Regions from separate parts of the Homo sapiens genome. Here region 2 is linked to region 1. Evidence: chromatin contacts called from ENCODE Hi-C or POLR2A ChIA-PET data. All regions are on one chromosome and are shown on one strand. Each heading gives the region's core, a stretch centred on a gene start or an enhancer-like site at or near the end of the contact. The rest is flanking DNA. Distances are from core to core; before and after follow the strand shown.

The links. Hi-C counts contacts between places; a loop is a spot of excess contacts on that map. ChIA-PET counts read pairs that join two places held with the same protein, here RNA polymerase II (POLR2A). Pooled maps may share reads with other maps.
Region 2: a loop to region 1 is called in a pooled map, with 2.8 times the contacts of the local background. The contact joins two enhancer-like sites. A Hi-C loop is called at or near these places in 1 of 37 single-sample maps with no recorded cell type and 8 of 50 pooled maps. POLR2A ChIA-PET finds 5 or more read pairs at or near these places in 3 of 52 experiments (MCF 10A, OCI-LY7 and activated T-cell).

What each region holds. Positions count from the first base shown.
Region 1 is chr11:102,286,010-102,291,674 of GRCh38, forward strand. No RefSeq gene overlaps it. Among named protein-coding and RNA genes, the nearest start is that of BIRC3, 29 kb to the right of the region's middle. Within about 2 kb of position 2,107, at least 5 of the 41 ENCODE cell types and tissues checked have a DNase peak (open chromatin) inside an H3K27ac peak, as active enhancers do.
Region 2 is chr11:102,557,240-102,562,686 of GRCh38, forward strand. No RefSeq gene overlaps it. Among named protein-coding and RNA genes, the nearest start is that of MMP7, 29 kb to the left of the region's middle. Within about 2 kb of position 3,617, at least 13 of the 41 ENCODE cell types and tissues checked have a DNase peak (open chromatin) inside an H3K27ac peak, as active enhancers do.

The DNA of each region.
Region 1 (5,665 bases), core at 857-3,356:
TCAAGACCAGACTGAGGAACATAGGAAGACCACATCTCTACAAAAATTTTTAAAAATAGCTGAATGGGGTGGCACATGCCTGTAGTCCCAGCTACTTGGGAGGCTGAGGCTCTCGAAGGATCTCTTGAGCCCAAGAGGCTGAGGCTGCAGTAAGCCCTCATCGCACCACTGAGCTCCAGCCTGGGAGACAGAGCCAGACCCTGTCTCAAAAACAAACAAAAAACTCCCCAAAACAAAGAAGCAAAGTCTTTCTCTGACCTTCTCCCACCTGTCTGTTTCCCATCCACCTTCCTTCCCTGAAGTGAGTCATAGAACCATAATTCCTCTTCCCAACTTTGGGTCATAGAAATTAGAATCCCTCTCCCTGCAAAGTGAGCCATAACATCTAGAAAGGTTACTCTCTCCCTTCTCCCTTGAACACCCTCATTCAGGAGGGGTGCTGCCTCATACCAGAGAGGAAAGAATGCTGCACAGAGAGGCCAAGAAGAATCTGAACGGACAGGACTTGCTGGGTTTCGCTCCCCAGTCTCTGACTTTCATCCAATCACATTTCTACGTGGTTGTCCATTCTTCATCAAACCTAAGAATAAAAATAGAAAGTTTTTTCTGGGTCTTTGGGTCTTCATTTCTGAAGGCTCCTGTGTCATCACAAAATACTTTGATTAAATAAATTTGTTATGCTTTTCTCTTGCTAATCTGTCTTTTGTTATAAGAGTTTTGGCCGTGATCCTTATGAAGGGTGAGACAAACAATTTGGAAATGGCATGCAAACAGATAGGACTACCTCCATTATCGTATGTAAGAATAGCAATTATGGGCCGGACATGGTGGCTCATGCCTGTAATCCCAGCACTTTGGGAGGCCAAGGCCGGTGGATCGCCTGAGGTCAGGTGTTGGAGACCAGCCTGGCCAACATAGTGAAACCCCATCTCTACTAAAAATATAAAAAATTAGCCGGGCAAGGTGGTGGGCACCTGTAATCCCAGCTACTTGGGAGGCTGAGGCAGGAGAAGTGCTTGAACCCGGGAGGCAGAAGTTGCAGTGAGCCGAGATCGCGCCATTGCACTCCAGCCTGGGCGACAGGGCGAGACTCTGTCTCAAAAAAAAAAAAAAAGGGGAGTTATTAATTTTATTAATCACATGATGGAGTCTTTCTGGGGAGAACAGGTGGCTCCCAAGCAGGTCCAAGCATGGCTTGAGAGAGCAGGGAAAGGAGACTGACTCTGCTTTTACTTGTGATTAGAGGGTAGGGTTCTTACTTGGCCAAGGCTTGCATGGTTTGAACTCACTTTCAGTGCCAAAGGAGGAAGCACTCAGGATTTCTTATCACCCCGCCCAGAGGTGGGGCAAGGAGAAGGAAGTTGGCGGAGGGGGAGGGGGGGCTTGAAAACTGTCAGCAAACATCAAAAATGGAGTCAGACTATGAGAATAAAAGAGTTTAAAAACCTCCTGTTTACTTTTTTTTTTTTTTTTTTTTTTTGAGACGGAGTCTCGTTCTGTCACCCAGGCTGGAGTGCCGTGGCGCGATCTCGGCTCACTGCAAGCCCCGCCTCCCGGGTTCACACCATTCTCTGGCCTCAGCCTCCCGAGTAGCTGGGACTACAGGCGCCCGCCACCGCAGCCGGCTAATTTTTTTTGTATTTTTAGTAGAGACGGGGTTTCACCGTGGTCTCGATCTCCTGACCTCGTGATCCGCCCGCCTCGGCCTCCCAAAGTGCTGGGATTACAGGGGTGAGCCACCGCGCCCGGCCCCTGTTTACTTTTTTTCTCTTTCTTTGAAATGGAATCTATGTTGCCCAGGCTAATTTTGGAACTCCTGGATTCATCTTTTCTACATTAAAAGATAATTTTCACTTAAAAAAGGGAACAAGTAGCTTTGTGTATTATATTTAATTTTGGCCTCCAAGTTTGAAACATCTGAACTGTCAATTAATGAGGTCTACACTACCGCTATGGGGCTTGGGACTTGTCTGTCCCTGGTTAGAATGTTTCACTAGGGAAGAGACTTCAGAATCTCTCTTGTTACTGTTAAATAGTAGCGGGCACATAGTAGACATGTTGCAAATATTAAATGGATGGCTGGTGGATAAATGGATGGATGAGTTCAAGAGAGTTGCCACTAGATGGCACTGTTTATTTGGATCTGTGTTGCAAATTTTCACAGGCATCTCAACAGTCCAGGGGAAGGTGGTGGCTATTCTTCGGGATCACGTCAGCCACGTATGTCTGAACTCCCCTGATCCTGCCCCGTTATGGCTGCTCCTTCATCCCCCACCAGCCCTCGAGGGGGTTGAGAATCATGAAATTTTCTCCTTGGAAATAATCTCAGATATTATCTATTCTATTGCAACTCCCCAAATTTTCAGGCTAACAAAATGGGGGGCAAGCCGTGAAACACTGCAGTGGGAGTGTAGCTGTCAGCAATTGATTTAGTTCAGATGTCTCAAACTTAGGAGCCAAAAATAACGATAATATGCTGAGCTATGTGTTCATTCAGAAAAAAACAAAAACCAAAAAACAAGAATTTCCTGCAGCGGACTTAACACCTGCATCCTGCGCCCACCATGATCCAGCCCCTGCAGTTACCATGCCCCTACTCCCCCAACCTCCCCCGACCTCCATCTGTTGTAGCAGACCCAGAAGGTCCTTCCCTAGACTTACATCTAATATTTACGTTTCACTCCCCGATAAGCTGTAAGGATCCCTTGCTTTCTGCAAATCGACTAGGTCTGCCATTTTCATCCTTAAACCTGACCTCCTTCTCCATTTGGCCTCAGGCCCAGCTGACCTGGCCTTGTTTTCCTCATCATAAGTGACAGTTTTTTAAAATCTGAAACATTCTAGTTGCAAATCCCATTACTGCCTCTATAGAATCCTGCGGTTTTGATTTTATCTAATCCCAGCATTTAACAGCAACTGGGCAGCTCTGCTATATCCGGGCCTGTGGTAGTCTCATTATCATGCATTTTAGCAATTATTCAAAATGCACCTTTTCACATAGAAGAAGAGTAAGTCCAAGTCCAATCTAGCCATAATTCATTCACTCATTCAGTAAGCATTCACTACATGTATATTACATAGAACCGGGTTCGGTCATTGTTTATAAAAACAAATAAGGCATTTCCACTCCCCAAAAGTAGACATGCAATCAGATAAAGTACAATCAAGTACATTAAATGCTTAGTAGTCTAATGAAAATAAATAGCAGCGTCCTTTATCAGACTGAAATGAAATATTGTTCTGCAATACAGACCACTGCAACTCTGAGTTTTCATCTACAATATAAGAATGATAAACTCTACCTCCCAGGCTAGTATGAAAACTCAAGAGTGAGTGTGGATATATAAACAAAATTTCCTCAGTACAGCTCTTGGCCTACAACAGGTGTTCAATAAGTACTGTTCCCTTCTCCTTCTCTATAATAAAGGTATAAACAAAATTTTGTGGGAACACAGAGGAGGAAGGTTGTAAGAGTTTCCTGAAAACTCTGCAATCTGAAGCACAGAAAAAGAAGAAAGTTGTAGGCAGGGGGCAAAGTAAATAGAGAGATGCATCAGCTGGGTCCTCCGGGAAGCAGATCTGAGACAGAGTTAGTGCAAGAGGCTTAGTGGGAAGTAATGCCACGAAAAATGAAAGAGACTGGAGAGGCGGTGTTGGGTGGAAAAGCTCAGACAACGTTGCAGATCTGAGTCTCCACCCACCCAACAGAGAGCTCTGGAGCAATAGTGCCTGTTAGAGGAGTCCTGCATTTTGCAGAAATATCCAGGCCCTGGTTCCCCTCCAGGAAGAACATGACCTTAGCTAAAAAGTGGCAGATTCTGGAGGTAGTAACAGCAGAGGCTGCCAGCTCACTGCATTCTTGGCAGTTGAGCAGCAAAATTTTTTCTTGAAAAGAGATCTGAGGGGCACACCTCTGTGTCTGCCACAGTATTTTGTTCTACCTCCTTCTAAGACTTACAGAGTGCCAGTATGTCCAGATGCTGTGCCAGGCACTTTTTTCATTTATTCTTGCAACAGCTCTTTCAGATGGATAAGATCCCCACGTTTCAGATAGGCAAAGTGTGTTTCAGTCCATGCTCTTCCCCAGTGGCCTGCTTAAAACAACGTCAGTGGTGGTGGTTGTCTGAACCAGCAGAAGTTACTCCAGGGAGTGAACCTAACACAAGATTTGGATGCAGGGAGACACAAGCTGAAGGTAAACTGGAACTGACAGGTTCTAGTCAAAATAGTAGTGACCCTGATGGTTCAATACTCTTGAAAGAGAACTTTCAAAGATAATAATACATGGTTCAATTACCTATGGTGTAATTGGGATCACGTATTTCCCTTACTTGGAATTTTCCATGGCTTTCCATTTGTCTTAGTCACATCAGGCTGCTCTAACAAATTGCCATAGGCTCAGTGGCTTAAACAACAAACACCTGTTTCTCACAGCTTTGCAGGCCAGGAAGTCCAAGATGGAGGCACTGGCAGGTGTGGAACTTGGTGAGGGCCAGCTTCCTGGTTTACAGATATCTATCTGATTTGTATCCTCACATGGCAGAAAGCAGGGAGAGAGGAAGCAAACTCTCTCCTGTATTTTCTTATAAGGCCACTAATTCCCATTCATGAGGGCTCTACCCTCAAGACCTAATCACCTCCCAAAGGCCCCACCTCCTGATACCATCACAGTGGTGGTTAGGCCTTCAACATATGAATTTTGGGGAGCATAACTTTCCTCTATAACACCATCAGACTCAGAATAAAGTGCCTTATCATGGCCTTCAAGGCTCTGCTTGTCCTGGCCTTGCCTGAGCCTCTAACCCAGTGCTTCTCTTGCCCCCCGGGGGACATTTGGCAATGTCTGGGGCCTTTTTTGGTAGTCACAGCTTGGGATGGAGCAAAGGAAGGTGTTACTGGCATCTAGCGATACAGGCCAGGGATGCTGCTTAACATCCTACAATGCACGGGACAGCCCTCGACAAATAATCGTCCAGCCCAAAATATCAGCAGTGCCAAGGCTGAGAAGCCCAGCTCCCTCCCCTCCTATTGCTTCTCTCTCCTTATTCACTCCACTCCAGCCGCTAGCTCAGTGCAGGCCTCGACACATGTTCCCACTCTCTGGAAGCTGGCTTGTCTTCCCACCGCACCTCTCATGTTCAGGTCTCAGCTCAGATGCAACTTCCCCAGACAGGAGGCTGGCAATCTGTTCAAGGCATGTTCCTCCCAACCTCTCCTGTTATCTTCGCTCCCATCCCCCTGATATCTTTCTCCATGACACTCACCATGATTCACAAATCCAGATTTATTTGAACTTTGCCGTGCTTCTTTCTTGCTATACTATGAACTCCACACACTATATGTCCATCCATTAGTAGGTGCTAAGCATATTCTATGTGCTGAAAACATACTTGAGTGAATTAATAACATTTTCCAGAAAATGCCTTGGTTTGGGGAAGCTAAATTCCAGATGCATTTAGAGGGAAATTTCATTGCAGTTTAGTTACAGTGTGGCACTTATCATTTATTTTATTACTGATTATCCAAATTTTTGGCCATCAGCATGTTTTCAGAGACTGTCTTATAATATTTGCTTTGCCGTGGAGAACACCTCATTATTGCGATGGCCTTTCTTGCCCACCTGCCCACCCACCTCCTGCACTCCCCCTGGCTACCCTGGCAGTGC
Region 2 (5,447 bases), core at 2,367-4,866, 270 kb after region 1:
CCTGGGAAACATGTGAGACTCTTGTTTCTACAAAAAAAATTTAAAAATTAGCCAGATGTGGGGGCATGCACCTGTGGTAATAGCTACTCAGGAGACTAAGGTGGGAGCATCACTTGAGCCAAGGAGGCAGAGGTTGCAGTGAGCTATGATCGCACCACTGCACTGCAGCCTGAGCGACAGAATGAGACTTGTCTCAAGCAAAAACAAAAACAAGAACAAAAACCCAACAACCAAAATGCTGCCTCTAGTTTTCTGCCTATTTGTGTAATGCATATGCATATTTCTGATATGTTTATGTTTGCAGAATGAATAGACTAACCAAAGCTAAAGCACAAATGCAAAAATTGGCATTGATGAGAACTGATTCTACTTACGTGACATTCTGGAAAAGAGAAAATATACGAACAGAAAACAGATCAGTAGTTACCACGGACTAGAGAAAGCTGAGGGAATTGACTACAAACGGGCACAAAGGAACTTTTCTGGGTGATGGAAACATTCTACATCTTGATAGTGGTGTTGGTTACCTGACCTCCTAAACTCATAACTGTACACTTAAAATGGGTGAAATTTACCATATGTACCTCAATAAGCCCAACTTAGGAAAACAATAAAAATAATGATGCCCCAACCATCTTATTTAAATAATCTACATTTTAAAAGATGCTAAATTAGGATAAATTTTAAAATTTTTCAATGAATTTTACTGTTTAGAAATTTATCATTAAGGAAAACTATTCCAGACTTAGAAAACGTAGAGATAGTTGTGTCCTTTCAAACTCATATAAAAGCATTGTCTAATAAGCTGACCTGAGGGACATCTGATGCTTTAGAATGATGTTACTGATAACAGCAGGAGGCAGACATATTCCTAGGCAGACAGGGGTGGGTCTGCAGTGAAACCTGACCCTCAAGCCAAAAACAGCCTGAAGCCTGAAAACCTGGCTCCGGGTTCCAGATAGAGTCCACAACCTAAGCGAGAACTATTTCTGTGTGCCCGCTCTTTTCTGATTGGTTATTTCTGAAAACTTCCTTTTAATCAATCAAATGTTGCCTTTTCCAAGGGTACCTACAGCCCACATCTCCCCCATTCTGAGCCTATAAAAACCCCAGACTCAGCCACATGGAGGGACTACCCAACTTTGGGTAGGGGCTACTCACTTTGGGAACCCTCTCTGTGGAGAGCTCTTCTGCCATTTGATAAAACTCTTCTCTGCCTTGGTCACCCTCTGGTTGGCTGCATAACTCATTCTTCTCGAACGTAGGACAAGAACCTGGGACCTGCTGAATGATTGGTGCAAAAAAGACTGTAACATGTTCCTGGCTGGCTCACTGAGCTGTGGGCATTGACACGCTCCCATTCTCTGGTCCATGGGAGAGAAGAGCGGCAACCCTTCTGGAGCCCAGACCTCAGGACTCCCCAAGCTGGAGCTGTAACACCCCCTTTGGGTTCCACGGTTGCTGATGTCTCTGAGTTTTTCAGGCACCACCATGTTCCTCTCATCCAGATGCTGGTGCCCAAGGTGGAGGCCACTTGCAGTATTCCTGGTCCAGCTGCAGACTTGTACAGAGGTGGCCCCTGGAGTTGCCCCCTACTGCTGTAGCAGCTGGTGCTCCTGGCTTGCCCTTGATGGGTGTGAGATCCAGGTTGGCAGCATGAGCACAGCACAGCCTGCTGGGCCGAGTATGTGGGGCAAGTCTAGCAGTGAGCCCTGAGTGGAGTGAAGCTGGGGCAGGAGTGCTGCCGGCCGCAGAAATTTCCACCTGGAAAGCAGCACCTAAAAATCCTGTCATTTCTTTTGTTAAAATTACTATTTACTATTGATTAGGACTAGATTCTAGGAATTAACATCTATCATTACAGAGTTGAAAATAATTTTCATTTGGTAGAGATGAAATTGATTTCTGTGTGATTGTGTAGGGGAGGAAAAAATGCTCCCTTCTACCCTTCTATGTTCTGTGGCTGGTCTAAGAATTAAATGGACATAAAAAACATTAGTAGGAGAAAAATAACTTTAATTTATGGACATATGCGTGGGAATCCCACTAAAAATGAGACTCAAGGAAGTACCCAGATAACTGAGACATATGTCAGCATAAGCTATAGGAAAAAATAGGGCTTTGGAACTTCTGGGGAGTGGTGGAGGCAAATGATGGGAAGGTGAGAGGAGGAAATGTAGGGTGAATATAGTTTACCTTCTTATGTGGATAAGAGTCTCTCAGGCAATAAAAATTGTCTTAGAGTTGTTCTCTTCCTGGTATGGATACCTTTACTAATAGAAATTTTCTTTGTAAATGTAAATTTTCCTTACAGAAGGGGAAGTTTATACATTATTTTAAACAGGTGAGGGGGAAGTGAAGAGCTTTTTCTGCATTGGCTGTTTCTTAATTTACTTTAGCTTGAAATAAGCAATATGCCAAGTGGCATATTTTGAGGGTAGCATGTTTTGAACCCCTTCAGTAGAAAACATAATCCAGAGGTTATGATTTTATAGCTCTTTACGACATTAGCCGGTTTTGCTCTGTTGGGAGGAAAACTTTCCCCTAACCCTCTTAGGTTTGAATGGTCTAGGCCTTTGGATTAACTAAGAATAGATTAACAGAACAAAAGTTTTTGTGCCTACAGAAGTACTCAGTAATGAGTAACTTGTTTAGTAGCCAGAGATAAAGGTTTGTATTCCAATTTAGCAAAAATGGAGGGGAGGTTTAGGGCATCAATAGGAAAGTATGAAAGGCTCTATTTGGCTTTTTGATGCTAATAGGCAGCTAAATTCATACTTCCTGGTGCTGAGTGTCAGTATTTTCTGAAACAGGAAACTCCCTGGGTGAAGGGGTGTGGGTAGTGTCAAAGGCAGGTGTATTTTTGGGAGTACCTGCATAAGTGTAGATAATGTTTTATTTTTATTTTTTGGTGATTGTAGATTAAGATGTTCTCAGTTTAAAATAATTTTTATACCACTTTGGTGAGCTGTTAATCTACCCAGTATCTAATTTAGCAATCTTATTTTAGCATCTTTTCTTTTACTAATTCGATACACCAGTCTTGCATATACTTCTTTAAACAGCCTTTACCATCCTAATGGTTCCCTCATTAAGTTTAAATATTTGAAATGTGCTCACTATGTATTCTCATAAATATATTTTTGAACATTAAAAAGTTTATACTTTGGCAATTTTCTATACTTTTTCATTCCTAGTACACAGTAGTTCTCTTACATATGCATGTATTAGCCTTTTGTTAGTTTATAATATCATCATTATGGGAAAAGTATTCTGAGTTCTGAAGAGCCAATGAAGAAAGTTTTGAAACACACCCGATTTTAACTTGGGGACTGTCTGTACTATATTTTTTAATAGTCTGTGGTTTCGTGTTCTCTGGTACTTAAATTCCTAAGCTTTACTGCCTTGAAGTTCTTGGCACACCATAGGCAGATTAGCCACGTGGTCATGTTTTGGAGTTTGGGTTGTGTTAGAAGTTTGGGTTCTGTTAGAAGAATAATTAAATCTTAGGCAGAAATTGGCTGACTTCCTAATAGGCAAGGTTAAGTCTCATGATGCTAGGCTACTAGGCAGGGTTTCTTGGCATGACAGCTATTACATTGAAGTACTTGACAGTTTTCGTTGTAAAGAACATTCTTATTTATAAAGTAGCTCCCTCATATTTGTGGTTTCACTTTCTGCAGTTTCAGTTACGGTCAACCGCAGTAGGTTATTTTTATGAACATAAGATATTTTGAAAGAGAGAGACAGAGAGAAAGAGACCACATTCAAATAACTTTTATTACAGTAAATTGCTATAATTGTTCTATTTTAATATTAATTATTGTTAATCACTTACTGTGTCTAATTTATAAATTAAACTTTATCCTAGGTATGTATATATTGGAAAAAAATAGTATATATAGGATTTGGTACTATCCCCCCACTGCAAGCACCTACTGGGAGTCTTGAAATGCAACCCTTGTGAATAAAGGGGGACTGCTGCACCTCACTAAATTCTCACCTGGTAAATTTAACCTAGTGTTCTTTTATTCCCTCCTCAGTGGAATTTTGACACTTGGTTGTGATATTTTATGAAAAAGCCCTATTCAAATAATTTTTGGTGCAGTTATGAAATGGATCGCCAATTTTATTTTTTCCTCCTTCCTTCTTTTCCTTCTCTGTGGTATTTTAAAATATTTCACAAAACTAGTGTATAGAATATTAACACACTTTACAGATGATAACTTTTAGTCACAGCATCCTCAGTTTGGAAACCTGCTGAATAATATTGTTCATATGATGACAAGTTTGAAATGAAGGCACATTATTTTGAATGGCTGTGTCCTATGGCCCAGGGTTACCGAAAATGTGGTCCATGGGCCAAGGCCTGCCTGCAAACTGTTTACTACCTGTCTGTAATGAGATTTCTACAGAACTTGAAAGCATTTGTAAACTTTTGTAAGCAATTTCTCAGAGTAATTTTATGTCTGTTGAATAAACTTACAATGTTTTCCTAAGAGAAGGATGTGGTTTGTCACTTGCTGTTTCTTCTCCTCCTTCTTACTTTCTTCCACTCCTCTTTCTCTTTCTCCTGTTACTGTTACTGCCCCTGCTGCTCATCTTCTCTTTCCTGACTTTATTCTTTGTCTTCTTATTCTTCTTTTTGCCTTCCTTTCCCCCTCTTCCTGCTCCTTGTGATTCTTCTCCCTTGTCCTCCTCCTCCTCCTCTAGATATGAAAGTCCACTATATTCACACAAGGTATGTAAGTAATTGTTCCTTTCAGTTACCTTGAGGAGAACTAATTAATTTAAAATATTATTTTAAACACCACCTTTATCTTATAGCTCCAGTGAAAAACTGCATTTTGTAACCTACATTTTTTTTATGGAATAAATTCCAGTTTTTCAGCTTGATTTTCAGGATCTTTCCAATGTAAGCCCAATATAAGAGTCCTAACTCTTCATAATTCCCTTAAAAATTATGATGATTTCCCCTTTATTGTGTATTTATACCATTTATCTTCTAAGAATGGATTCTCCGCTGATTTATAATTTGATTCACCCATCTAATGAGTATTTAGCATCAATTAAATGCTGGGCAATAAGTTCCTGCCACTCAGGAGTTTAACATCCAGAACGTAGTCAAATACTTACCTCTTCTTTGGGGGCATCTCCATGAGGTGTAATTAGAAAAAGCAGAGCCAGGCGCAGTGGCTCACGCCTGTAATCCCAGCACTTTGGGAGGCCGAGGTGGGCAGATCATTTGAAGTCAGGAGTTCGAGACAAGCCTGACCAACATGGTGAAGCCCCGTCTCTATTAAAAATACAAAAAAGTTAGCTGGGCATGGTGGCACATACCTGTAGTCCCAGCTACTCAGGAGGCTGAGCAGGAGAATTGCTTGCCTGGGAGACAGAGGTTGCAGTGAGCTGAGATCACGCCACTGCACTCCAGCCTGGGAGACAGA